4 separate regions of the Homo sapiens genome follow, and regions 1, 2 and 4 are each linked to region 3. A link is a contact called in ENCODE Hi-C or POLR2A ChIA-PET data. All regions are on one chromosome and are shown on one strand. Each heading gives the region's core, a stretch centred on a gene start or an enhancer-like site at or near the end of the contact. The rest is flanking DNA. Distances are from core to core; before and after follow the strand shown.

What was found. A loop is a pair of places that touch in the nucleus more often than their neighbours do. ChIA-PET counts read pairs that join two places held with the same protein, here RNA polymerase II (POLR2A). Pooled maps may share reads with other maps.
Region 1: a map of natural killer cell shows a loop between it and region 3 (31-fold over the local background). The contact joins the promoter of APTX here to the promoter of C9orf72 in region 3. A Hi-C loop is called at or near these places in 2 of 168 maps with a recorded cell type or tissue (naive thymus-derived CD4-positive, alpha-beta T cell and natural killer cell), 1 of 37 single-sample maps with no recorded cell type and 13 of 50 pooled maps.
Region 2: a loop to region 3 is called in a pooled map, with 16 times the contacts of the local background. The contact joins the promoter of KLHL9 here to the promoter of C9orf72 in region 3. A Hi-C loop is called at or near these places in 8 of 50 pooled maps.
Region 4: a map of gastrocnemius medialis shows a loop between it and region 3 (10-fold over the local background). The contact joins the promoter of PLIN2 here to the promoter of C9orf72 in region 3. A Hi-C loop is called at or near these places in 1 of 168 maps with a recorded cell type or tissue (gastrocnemius medialis). POLR2A ChIA-PET finds 5 or more read pairs at or near these places in 1 of 52 experiments (activated T-cell).

The regions. Positions count from the first base shown.
Region 1 is chr9:32,999,590-33,003,219 of GRCh38, forward strand. APTX (aprataxin) reads right to left here and starts at 2,039. Exons shown (of 8, transcript NM_001195248.2): 1 at 1,978-2,039. It overlaps LOC124902140 (a long non-coding RNA gene), which reads left to right and starts at 2,188. Exons shown (of 2, transcript XR_007061454.1): 1 at 2,188-2,470; 2 at 2,588-3,156. RefSeq lists enhancers at 984-1,595, 1,596-2,208, 1,968-2,237 and a silencer at 1,438-1,497.
Region 2 is chr9:21,333,590-21,337,030 of GRCh38, forward strand. It overlaps KLHL9 (kelch like family member 9), which reads right to left and starts at 1,815. Exons shown (of 1, transcript NM_018847.4): 1 at 1-1,815. The coding sequence starts at 1,270. It overlaps LOC107987053 (a long non-coding RNA gene), which reads left to right. Exons shown (of 3, transcript XR_001746634.2): 3 at 3,032-3,441. RefSeq lists enhancers at 1,245-1,294, 1,485-1,794 and a silencer at 1,835-2,004.
Region 3 is chr9:27,572,072-27,575,546 of GRCh38, forward strand. C9orf72 (C9orf72-SMCR8 complex subunit) reads right to left here and starts at 1,410. Exons shown (of 11, transcript NM_018325.5): 1 at 1,360-1,410. RefSeq lists enhancers at 804-893, 1,492-2,019 and a silencer at 1,404-1,483.
Region 4 is chr9:19,126,242-19,128,741 of GRCh38, forward strand. PLIN2 (perilipin 2) reads right to left here and starts at 1,251. Exons shown (of 8, transcript NM_001122.4): 1 at 1,178-1,251; 2 at 156-207; 3 at 1-68. The coding sequence starts at 185. RefSeq lists enhancers at 497-1,007, 1,008-1,517 and a silencer at 1,030-1,589.

The sequences.
Region 1 (3,630 bases), core at 789-3,288, 5.4 Mb after region 3:
GGTATAAATCTTGATGACTTTAAAAGGGAAAGCAGAGGCAGAAATGTGAGGGAAAGCACATCTCATGACCCTAATTTTCTCCATAAAATAAAAGGTAACAAACAGGCCGGGTGCGGTGGCTCACGCCTGTAATCCCAGCACTTTGGGAGGCCGAGGCAGGCAGATTACGAGGTCAGGAGATCAAGACCATCCTGGCTAACACGGTGAAACCCCGTCTCTACTAAAAAATACAAAAAATTAGCCGGGCGTGGTGGTAGACGCCTGTAGTCCTGAGCCAGGAGAATGGCGTGAACCCGGGAGGCGGAGCTTGCAGTGAGCCGAGATCGCGCCACTGCACTCCAGCCTGGGCGACAGAGACTCCGTCTCAAAAAAATATAAAAATAAAAATAAAAGGTAACAAAGAGTAGGTGTCTGGGAGCTTAATGGACAGTCGAAGAAAAACAATATAGAACAGTGGCGAAGATCAAGGTCTCTGAAGTTGGACTGCCTGAATTCAAACATTGGTTCTACCACCTACTCGCTGTGTGACTTGAGGCAAGTTATTTAACCTCTCCAAGCCTTCATTCCCTCAAGTGTCAAGCGGTATTAACAATTGCTCTACACCATGGGGTTGTCACAAGAGCTAAAGGACAAAGTATGTAAAGCTCAGTGTCTGATAAAAAGCATTCAACACTATTATCACTCTTGTTAATAGCGAAGGTAGGGCAAGCAGGAGCTGTGGACATATAAAAAGATCATTTGAAAGCAATAACTGCGGCTGGGCACAGTGGCTCACGCCTGTAATCCCAACACTTTGGGAGGCCGAGGGGGGCGAATCACCTGAGGTCAGGAGTTTGAGACCAGCCTGGCCAACATGGTGAAACCCCATCTCTACTAAAAATACAAAAAATTAGCCAGGCGTCGTGGCACACGCCTGTAATCCCAGCTCCTTGGGAGGCTGAGGCAGAGATAGCTTGAACCCGGGAGACGGAGGTTGCAGTGAGGCGAGATCACGCCGTTGCTCTCCAGCCTGGGTAACAGAGTGAGACTCTGTCTCAAAAAAAAAAAAAAAAAAAAAAGAAAAGAAAAGAAAAAGAAAAAAAGAAAGTAATAACTGTGTAACTAAGAAGAACGAGCACAAATCTGTATTGTCTCACATATGAACAATCCCCAAAAGTTCCAAACCTAGATCACAGCAATTCCAAATAGAAATTTTATCCCTGCTTTGTTAAGCCACTATCACTGGTATGTATGGGGAAAGGCTTTTTTTTTTTTTCTTTTTTTTTTTTTTTTTGAGACGGAGTTTCGCTCTTGGCATGCCCAGGCTGGAGTGCAATGGCGCGATCTCAGCTCACCACAAACTCCGCCTCCCGGGTTCAAGAACGTCTCCTGCCTCACCCTCCCGAGTAGCTGGGATTACAGGCATGCGCCACCACACCTGGCTAGTTTTGTATTTTTAGTAGAGACGGGGTTTCTCCATGTCGGTCAGGCTGGTCTGGAACTCCCGACCTCAGGTGATCCGCCCGCCTCGGCCTCCCAAAGTGCTGGGATTACAGGCATGAGCCACCCCGCCCGGCCAAGGACTGCTTCTTCTGGCATTCCCTACAAGGCCTGTTGAGGATGCTGCTAAGGTCCCTCAAGTGCCTTTCACGAAGCATTTCTGGCGGAAACGCTGCCCTTCCCGACAAGCTGGGCCGCCTCCTTGGTTGGACAGGGCCCATTCTCTAATATTTTTTCGGCTTGTGTTGCGACCAAGGTACATACAGGTGTCGGGAGCACACGTGAACAAACGCAAAGTGGGTCGAAGACCAACGCGAGCGCCCGCTGAAACAGCCCAAGGTAGTAACAGGGGAGGACGGAGAAAGCAGCCGTGAGAGCAGCGCATGAAAGCAGCGTCATTCAAGGCACATCACTCAAGGGTAGGAGCAGCCTCGGCCGAACGCTCACCCGCGGCATTGAGCCCAGCCAGCAGAAGAGATAGGCTGACGACCGCCTTACCTCCAGAAGTCGGAGACGGACAAATTCACGTTACTCATCTGTGCCTCACCGCTTCCGGCGCTGCGGGATGACGTCAGAGGCCGGCTGTATCGCGACCAGTGACGTCACCAGCACCTCTCTAACGGATTGGCTGAAAGAATCTTGCCCACTTCCCAGATCAAAAAGCGTCCGCCCCAATTGGGTTCTCTCTGGGCCGTGGTCCAACTGAGGATCCTGGAAGTTATGCCTGTGGGGACCAGCTCTCTCAGCATCTCTCTGCCTGAGGGCCACTCGCCTGTCACTGCCTCACAGTCTCTGAATTGGGTGACATTTCAGACCCAATCCCTCTGTGGACGTTTCTAGGTGGCTGTGCAGCTTCTCGATACTCCATAAGGAGACGTTCACAACCTTTAAGGCCATCTCTCCTGCTGCAGACAACCTGCTGTAGCACTGCTACTTGCTTTTTAAACTACAGTCCGCTTTCTCCTTTGTGCAGGGAGGAAAGAATGGAGCGGTAAGAGGCAGGGAAACCTGTTTTTTGTAGTGCTGTGTACACTAAATGAACTGAGGGGCAATCCGGGAGAAAAAAAGCAAGATGCAGGGATAAGATGCGTGTACTGATTTTTTACAGCAATTCCAGAAAGTTCCCTAAGAATCATATTGCAGTTATTCAAAGGCATTTTGGCAGAAGGAACAATCCCTATCTCGGAGGTAAAAGTATAGTTTATAATTTTTCTCAAGTACAACACACTGGCAAAAATTCTTTGGTTGAATTAGGTTTCTGAATTTTCTGCTAGGCCCATCTGTGCACTTCCCTGTAAAATCCAGTTTTAGCACAGACCCTGGCTAAGTCAGTTTACCAAGAACCACCACCACCACCCCGCCTTATGTGGTTATTCTCAATATCTGATCAGGTTCCTTATTCTCCACTATCCCCCAGATGATGTCTGATTACCTTGGCCTGTCTCCAGCAAGAATCCTGTTAGGTATATTTAGCCAGAAACTCCTTTACCCCGATGTTTCCTCTTAGTAATTTTCCATCCACTGACCCCTACACAGCTCCTTGGCCATAAATGCCCACTTGCCCATGCTGCTGTTTGGAGTTGAGCCTAATCTCTCTTCCACTGCAAAACCCCGTTGCAGTGAGCTCTATATACCTATCATGAAGTTCCTGAATAAAGTCTTCCTTACCATGCTTCAGCAAGTATCATTGAATAATCTTTTCTTTAACAAAATTGAGATTTAAGGAGTCACATTCTTCATCAAGGTGGAGTATTGTTTCCTTCCATGGAAAAGCAGAGACTTAATGGTATGATGAAGCTATCAGAGCCTTCAAGACAGAAGGTGGGAGGATCTTCCAAGAAACACAGAGGACAGGCTTGCTTTTGTTAGCAGAGAAGATGCAGGTTTATATTAGGGTCATATAAGGAAGTGGGAAAACACAAGCAGCATCTCAGCAGCCACACAGGCCTTACAGCTGAGGAATGTTGTTCACAACTGCCCAAGATAAAAAGAGGCAACTCTGGTGACCTGACCAGTTTTGTTGTTCCCTCAATTAAGCATCCCTCTCGGTTAAGGGTGCTTCTTTGACCTGCCTTTGTGTGTCTTGCATCCAAAAGTTGGATTGGATCATTCTAATTACATCATTCACTATATAATGTGCAAAATTGGGCA
Region 2 (3,441 bases), core at 565-3,064, 6.2 Mb before region 3:
TCATTCTTGGGTTGTAACATTCTACTGTGGCCAGTTCACCAGCTGCACTGCGCCCACCAACTGCATACAAATGTCCTTTGAGGGCACTCAAGTGAAAGAATGTGCGCTTTTCATTTAATGATGCAACCTGCATCCATTTATTATACCGAGGATCAAATCTGAAAACTGTATCAACAGCAGTTTTTCCTTTTGTATCATAATTACTCTGACCACCAACTACATAAAGAAAGTTTCCAATGACAGCAATACCATGCTGGTAACGGGGAGCATCCATTGGGGCTAAAGATCTCCATTCTTGTGCCCTTTCATCATACATCCGTAATTCTTTACTGACAACCAGCTGCTGCCTCAAAACTCCTCCTAATGTAACCAAGTGAGTGGAGTCAGATCGAATGGCAGTTCTATCTGACTGCATCACTGGCTGCATATATGGCATCATTTGGTAATTGCTAGCTTCCAAAAGCAAATTCACGCAGGTATTGTCTGTTCTCATGAAATCTACTGTCTGCACGTAATTGATGAGATCCTGTGGTGTCATCAGTGGAAATCGAATATTCTTCATTAACTTTGCAGCATAATCCATCCGAGGGTCTTCCAACCTTAGCCAGCGACAGGCTGCCTTAAAGAGTTCAAGTTCGGTACAGTGCTTAAGACTATTACTGGAAAGCACAAATGCAAGTCGTTCAAAAGGGAGTTTTAGAAACTCCCCAGTACTCAATAAAGCAGGAAAGTTCTTCAGGATGAAATTATTAACATATTTATCCACTTCTATAAGATTGTAGGTGTTAGCAATTCGTCCAACCTCAACACAGTTATCCAAAGAGACTCCTGATATAAGAAATACTTTACAGAAATCCAAAACGGGTAATATTTGTAAAAAGCTAGCAGCTTCAAGTGTGTCCTGAAGATTGTCCATATTAAGAGAAAGTTTTGCAGTATAAATAAAATCAATGATTTTCTTCAGACCAACCTTGTTCACCCCATGAAGCTTAATGCACATCAAATCTTGTTCTTTCATTCCACCTGTGAACATGGCTTTGAAATAATCACTAGCAGACGCCATCATAGCTCTGTGAACAGGGAAGATTTCATCTCCATCACCTGGTACCAGGGTCACATCACAAAGCAATCCTTCTATTCTAAGCTGATCAAAGCCTTGCAATACCACCGAACTGTGAGTATTGCTGGTAAAAAAGCGTGTGGTTCCTGCCTTACAAGGCTGCAAATGGGCAGAGACGCCCATTTCGCCGTTACCAAGGGACACTTTCATGTGAAAGCTTTCCTCTTGCACAGAGATGCAAGCCGGATAAAGAAGTTATAACCGGAATGTTTTACAGGTAACGAGGTGTCCAGAAAGAACAGAAAGCTCGTTTCCTTATCAAGGGAAGGCAGTCACTGCGGCACCCCTCGGGCCACGCCAGTCAGTCATCCACTGAAAATCACCCTGTAGCAGGACCACAAAGGGCTGTGGACCTCAAATCTGATTATTAGACAGATGATTCATCACCTGAAGGCGGTTAAATGACCTGGTTCACCTCGTCCGGCCTGCGCTGCCGCTCCTTCAGCAGTTCCGCTTCGGGCAAGGAAGAGGCGCCGCCACGTACTGTGGCTCCACGGCCCGCTCGGCGGCGGGTCCGGACACCTCAGCGAACGGCCCGCTGCGCCCTCCGCTGTACCTAGAGTGTCGCAGCGGCCACCGGCCTGTCTTTGAGCAAGGGCCGGGAACACAGGCCTGGGCCTGGGCTTGGGCCTAGAATACCGGCCTAGCCCCAACACCGAGCCGCTCCTTCCGGAAAAGCCTAGTCCCAGGATACCACGGGGTGGGAGCGGCCTTAGCGGCTACTGCGGCTGCGCGGCCTCCAGACCTCGTCAGTCAGCGGGAGGGTGGGGGTGGGGAAGGGGGAGGAAGTACCCGGGAGGCGGGAGGGCGAGGGTTGGGGAAGCGGAGCTGTGTGGGGTGGGCGCCAGCCCGGCCTCTTAGAGCTGCCTTGTATGTGGGACCAAATAGGACAGAATGTGTGCAAGCAAGTGTGTTATGCTGCACGTTTGATATAAGTTTTTCGCATATCTGAGCTCTTACGTTCCCCAAATGCATAATTTTTCAAAGCTTTACGCTTCCTAGCTTCTGTTTTTTTGAATAACAGTGAAATGCGGCATTTGTATAAATTGAGAGGAAACCTGGATGCTTAATTTTTTTTTTCCTCTACAAAACAATAATTGTTATCCCACATTATGTAGTAGATACTTCAGTTACAATTTTGGTTCATATTTTCAAATTTGTTACAATTTCAAACGCAAAATATTTGTCTTTACTAGATTGTTACTTTATTATGTAAATGATATATTCTAAATTTTTGGCTTGAAATGCCTTTGTTTTCCACAATTTTAAAAATGGCTACATAATTTTCCAATAACTATACATACTATAGTTTCCTTTGCCCATTGGTTTGTTCCTGAATGTGTACCTTCTTATCCTCCATTGTTTTATAGACTCGGTAGTAAACTTATACAATCTGGTAGCAAAATTTTAGCCCTGTTATGGATAATATTTAGTAAAATACTGATCCAAGACAATATTTCCAAAATATTATCACCAACAATGTTTGTGTCTTTCCCTTCTTCTGACTTTTCCCTTTGTGAGTATTTTATTAACTTGCATTTCTTTAATTAGTGGTAAATTTAAATTTTGACATACAAATAAATGTATACTTTGACACAATTTCTTCCATTTTCCAAATTTTGAAGTTTCTGTCTTTTAAATCCTTCTAGTTCTTTATGCATATGCAAAGTAAGAATGTAGTCATGTTTTTCTTACACTCGCCTCGTTTTTATGTAAAAGATAGCATACCATGTACACTGTTCTGCATCTTTTTTTTTCACTTCAAGATCTTCCTGAATTAGTGTAGAGGGCTTATTTATATTTTTAAACAATTCTGTTGTTGCCTTCTGAGTTGTTACATCATAAGTTATTTAACCAGTGCCCTGTTGATGGGCAGTTCATCTGTTTTGAATGTTTTCTATTGTTTCCAAGGGATGGCAGCAAAATTCAGAAGGCTTAGACTACCACTGTCCTCCACAAGGTGCTCCAGCAGATTGTCACCTTATTCAACACAAGAGGTTGGTTGGAATGAAACTGGCCTGGAGAAATTATTCACTGAATTTTTATCAGCATTGGGAAGTCCTGGAGCCCTGCTTGTTGAATGAGTTAGGGGTGGAAGGGCTCTCTCAGGCCATGACAACTCCCTAATGCTGTGAAGAGCTACTTCCAAGGAATCAGTCTCTATCTGGAAAAGAAAGAAGAGAGCCTCTGTACATGGGAAGTTGGAGCAAGAAATCATGAGATCCTTCTTTTTTTCATCAAACTTGCAAGTAAGATTAATAGCTTAGGAACAGACTTGTGTCTTCATGAAATGATTACTATAGACACTCTTCATTATATTC
Region 3 (3,475 bases), core at 160-2,659:
TCCTTGGTTTACTTTGTTTCTCTGAAAGCAAATTGTGGAGTGCCAACATAGCCAAACAAAATATTTTATCAACTTCATAAGGTGCTTGTAATTTTTTCCTGGAGCAGGTAAATGCTGGCTTAGTGAACAATCTGGAATGTGGTAATTACTCTCGTTCTTGTTTCAGATGTACTATCAGCATGTAGCAGTTTCCAACTGATTCAGGGTTTTCCTAAAGTGGCAGGCCTTGGCAGAGGTGGTGACAACAATGCCCGTGTCAAATGACACCGTATTTCAAGTATTCTGACTCCAGGTTATTAATATCCCCTATATGATAGTCTTGTTTCTGTGATATTCACAGATTATGTTAAAAGTTTCCCAAAGTCTGAGAAAAATCATATCTTAACAGTATCTTTTTTTTTTTTGATCCTTTGTACAAAAGTAGAAGTAATGCCAGACAGATTACGTACCCTTGTTGTGAACAACTGGTGCATGGCAACTGTTTGAATAGAAATTTACCAACTGCCACAACCAGGCAACTACTCTCCCAGAGCCTAACAATCTCGATTGCATCTGAAAGGGCCACCCCTCCTGGGAAAGTGCAGGACCTCCCTCCTGTTTCTGAATACAAAGCCTGGTGGTGTTCAACGCGGCCAGATAGACCCAATGAGCACACGGACATGTAATCTGTGCACTTCTTTAGACAACTGATTACCATCAGTCAAGTGATGCCCAAGTCACAATAGTCACTTCCTTTAAGCAAGTCTGTGTCATCTCGGAGCTGTGAAGCAACCAGGTCATGTCCCACAGAATGGGGAGCACACCGACTTGCATTGCTGCCCTCATATGCAAGTCATCACCACTCTCTAGAAGCTTGGGCTGAAATTGTGCAGGCGTCTCCACACCCCCATCTCATCCCGCATGATCTCCTCGCCGGCAGGGACCGTCTCGGGTTCCTAGCGAACCCCGACTTGGTCCGCAGAAGCCGCGCGCCGCCCACCCTCCGGCCTTCCCCCAGGCGAGGCCTCTCAGTACCCGAGGCTCCCTTTTCTCGAGCCCGCAGCGGCAGCGCTCCCAGCGGGTCCCCGGGAAGGAGACAGCTCGGGTACTGAGGGCGGGAAAGCAAGGAAGAGGCCAGATCCCCATCCCTTGTCCCTGCGCCGCCGCCGCCGCCGCCGCCGCCGGGAAGCCCGGGGCCCGGATGCAGGCAATTCCACCAGTCGCTAGAGGCGAAAGCCCGACACCCAGCTTCGGTCAGAGAAATGAGAGGGAAAGTAAAAATGCGTCGAGCTCTGAGGAGAGCCCCCGCTTCTACCCGCGCCTCTTCCCGGCAGCCGAACCCCAAACAGCCACCCGCCAGGATGCCGCCTCCTCACTCACCCACTCGCCACCGCCTGCGCCTCCGCCGCCGCGGGCGCAGGCACCGCAACCGCAGCCCCGCCCCGGGCCCGCCCCCGGGCCCGCCCCGACCACGCCCCGGCCCCGGCCCCGGCCCCTAGCGCGCGACTCCTGAGTTCCAGAGCTTGCTACAGGCTGCGGTTGTTTCCCTCCTTGTTTTCTTCTGGTTAATCTTTATCAGGTCTTTTCTTGTTCACCCTCAGCGAGTACTGTGAGAGCAAGTAGTGGGGAGAGAGGGTGGGAAAAACAAAAACACACACCTCCTAAACCCACACCTGCTCTTGCTAGACCCCGCCCCCAAAAGAGAAGCAACCGGGCAGCAGGGACGGCTGACACACCAAGCGTCATCTTTTACGTGGGCGGAACTTGTCGCTGTTTGACGCACCTCTCTTTCCTAGCGGGACACCGTAGGTTACGTCTGTCTGTTTTCTATGTGCGATGACGTTTTCTCACGAGGCTAGCGAAATGGGGCGGGGCAACTTGTCCTGTTCTTTTATCTTAAGACCCGCTCTGGAGGAGCGTTGGCGCAATAGCGTGTGCGAACCTTAATAGGGGAGGCTGCTGGATCTGGAGAAAGTGAAGACGATTTCGTGGTTTTGAATGGTTTTGTTTGTGCTTGGTAGGCAGTGGGCGCTCAACACATAATTGGTGGATGAAATTTTGTTTTTACCGTAAGACACTGTTAAGTGCATTCAAAACTCCACTGCAAACCCTGGTAGGGGACAGCTCCGGCACTGCGGGCGGGAATCCCACGGTCCCCTGCAAAGTCATCGCAATTTTGCCTTTACATGTAAGAATTCTCTCAAGCATGATTTTCACACTGGGGAATGTCATTTTTGCTAGTTGCAATATGTGGATGAGTTGTTTTTTTTTAACTTTTGAAAAACGTACCATTCTGTTTGATGTGTAAAAAACACAAAGATTTTTGAAACCTTGCGTCTTTTGGTCTGCAGGTGTATAGATTCCACTTACTACAGATGAGTAGCATTTACACCACTCAGATGTGTAAAAAAACAAAGGTTTTTTAAACTGTGTGCCTTTTGATCTGCAAGTGTGAGATGGCACTTACTACAGTGAGTAGCATTTAATCTTTTTCATCACTAAAAATCACACAGAACGTTTTAATCATTCACCGAGGAAGAAAGGGAGGAATAAATACACAAAATGGCTCTCAACGTCTACACCTTCTGCAGAAACAGACCCTTTTCCTACTGTTCTATGCTTTGTGAAAGTTGATCATACAAATTGGGTCATTCTTTTTATACCCAACTAAAATAGTGGGGGTAGGGGGTAGAAAAGCACTTAGGACAAATGACACTGCTCCCACAGTGTAATTCTCTCCAAGTCCAGCTGCTGCAACTGCCCGTTGTGACCTGAGACCAGTTTTATCTAATAGTTGCTAAAATGACCTGCTGCAGCTCTAATTTTATCTACCACCATCACTCACCAGTTGAAACTCACCAGCTCCTCAGATCCTTAATAGTGCCAATGAATTTTCTCAAAGAGCACTATGTAACATTTCTCTTTTTTAACAAAACCTCCCCCTTTTCTTTGTTGTGTGGATATACCGAAGACCATCTGATCTACATGTATGCCCTAATTGCAATTCTTTCTTCCCAAATAAATCACTTAATTTAGAGATTCATCTCTGTATTTTTATTTTGACTGACAGCTTATAACAAGTAGCTAGCATTTACCAAGTTTCTACACTGAGTTGTACTTCACTTATACGTGGAATTAAAAAACAACTGAATTTATAGAAACAGAGTAGACCCTTGGTTGGGGGGCTTGGGGGGAAAGAAAATTGTAGGGTAGGGTACAAAGTTGCAGTTACGTCTAATACATCTAGAGATTTAATGTACAACATGAGGACTAGCGTTAATAATTGTGTTAGTCCATTCTTACACTGCTATAAAGAAATAACTGAAACTGGGTAATTTATAAAGAAAAGTTTAATGGCTCACAGTTCTGCAGGCTGTACAAGAAGCATGGCTGGATCAGCTTCTGGGCAGGCCATAGGGAACTTAAAATCATGATGGAAGGCATAGGGAGACCCCAGACTTCACATGGCAGGAACTGGGGGAAGAGAGAAATGGGA
Region 4 (2,500 bases), core at 1-2,500, 8.4 Mb before region 3:
TAGGCTGAGGACATGAGGTCATACGTGGAGCTCACCAAGGGCAGGTTGACCACCCGAGTCACCACACTCTGCAATCAAAGTAGGGAGGGTATGCTTATTAATCTCTCAAAACACAAAAGGAGAGAAAGTAGACAAAGGCTACTCAAAATTCATACCGGTTGTGGATCAACTGCAACGGATGCCATTTTTCTTCCTGGAGAAAGAAATCTGCAGAAAAGAGACTTATTTCAGAACACCGGGATAAGACTCTCCCAAATTCATTCCCCAACCCAAGCAAATGCTGATTACAAGTAGAGAAAAATGCAGGGTGAGCTCCCTGTAGTCTTCTGCACTTCTTTCCTCTCTCCAGCTCTCCAGGTCCCCCTCCTGAAAGACCCACACCCACACAACCCCACTCCCTCTTTTGAGGCAAAGTTTCAGAGCTTATGTGTAAACTTGCAATACTCAGGAGGGAGAAGTAAAGTTGTTGACATACTTCTCTTGTTTCTCCGAGTATCTGTTAACAAAAATGCTAGCCAAGCCGGACGCGGTGGCTCACGCCTGTAATCCCAGCACTTTGGGAGGCCGAGGGGGGTGGACTGCTTGATGTCAGGAGTTCAAGACCAGCCTGACCAACGTGGTGAAACCCCGTCTCTTCTAAAAATACAAAAATTAGCCGGGCGTGGTGGCGGGCGCCTGTTATCCCAGCTGCTCTGGAGGCTGAGGCAGGAGAATCGCTTGAACCCGGGAGGCGGAGGTTGCAGTGAGCCTAGATGGCGTCACTGCACTCCAGCCTGGGCGACAGAGCGAGACTCCGTCAAAAAAAAAATGCGGTTTTCTAACGCGTTTCCCTTTCGATAATGTCCCTTCGACAAATATTGTTTTCCCACAACCACCCAAGCAGGCCAAGGGACATTCGATAGCAATCGCCCTAAATCTGTTGGCAGGAAAGAAGCCTCAACGCACAAAGGCAAGGGTCGAAAGCGCGGGTTCAGCAGACCGCCCCTACCCAGCCAGGACCTGGAAGCCGCGAGGCGAGCGGGGGGTCTCGGACCATCACCCCCGCGTCCCGTCCACCTTTGAGCCCCGCGGGGAGCAGAGCAGCGGTCCCAAGGCCCCGGGGAGCCCCCCACCCCAACTGGGCGCCGCTGGGGGCCCGGGACCGGTTCGCTGGGGCACCCACTGGGCGCGCACTCACCGACGGACTGCAGCGAAAGGCGAAGAGCAGGCGCGTCCCGAAGACGACTCCGGCTGCCACGACCCGGTCAAAGCGTGGGGCCCGCGGGCGCCCGGGCTATAAACCCCGCCTCGCCGCCCCTCCCCAAGCCTCCGCAGCACGTGACCCGCGGCAGCACGCCCTGTCCCAAGCCCGAGTGTCACCCTCGGGCACGTCCCGGCGCCCTCCCCCAACGCCGGCCCTCCTAGAGTGGTGGGGGCCCGGTCGGGTTGAGAGGGTGTGCTGCCTGGGCGAGGGGCCCCGCCACGGGGAGAGGAGCCTGTCGGGAGCCGGGCGGGGGCCCGGCCTGGGGAGGCTGGGAGTTGGAGGTAGCCCTGCCTGGAGTCGGGGCGCTGCCTGGAGTCGGGGCGCTGCCTGTGGTCGGGGTCCTGCCTGTGGTCGGGGTCCTGAGAGGCCCGGGGCAAATGGGGATGGCGCCCAGGCCGGCTTTGGGGTTTTGAAAAATGCAAACAAATTCACACCAACTTGTTGAACGGCGTTAGTCCTCAGAATAGAACTCTAAAAATGGAAGCGGTGGCTCACGCCTGTAATCACAACACTTTGGGATGCTGAGGCGAGAGGATCTGTCGAGCCTAGGAGTTCGAGACCAGCCTGGCGAAGATTTTTATTTTATTTTAAAAAATAGCCCAGCGTGGTGTCGTGCGCCTGTGGCCCCAGCTACCTGCGAGGCTAAGATGGGAGGATCGCTTGAGCCTGGGAGGTCGAGGCTGCAGTGAGCCGAGATCGCGTGGCGCTGCACAATGGCTTCTACGCTGTTATTTTTAGCGAAGTAATAACTTTTAAAAGTTTTGTGGCGGCTGGGCGCGGTGGCTCACGCCTGTAATCCTAGCACTTTGGGAGGCCGAGGCGAGCGAATCACCAGCCTGGCCAACATGGCGAAACCCCGTCTCTCTCAAAATACAAAGAAAGCAGCCCAGCGTGGTGGCGCGCGCCTGTAGTCCCAGCTAGTCCCGGCTGTTTAGCGGGGTTGGGGGCAGGCGGGTGGGTGGCTGAGGTGAAAGAATCTTTTGAGCCCAGGTGGTCGAGGCTGCAATGAGTCGAGATCGCGCCACTGTACCACTGCACCCCAGCCTGAGTGACTGAGACCCTGTCTAAAAAAAAAAAAAGAAAAGAAAAAAGAAAAAGAAAACAAAAAACTTAACTCCAGATCACTCCAGAATGACAGCTGCCTAGGGTTATGTGACATAGGCAACTTTATACGTGCAGGGTTATGCATTGTTTTTCAAAGACAACTTAAAACGTCATCTGAGTCCCAGTTGTGTTTTTTTGTTGTTGTTGTTTTGT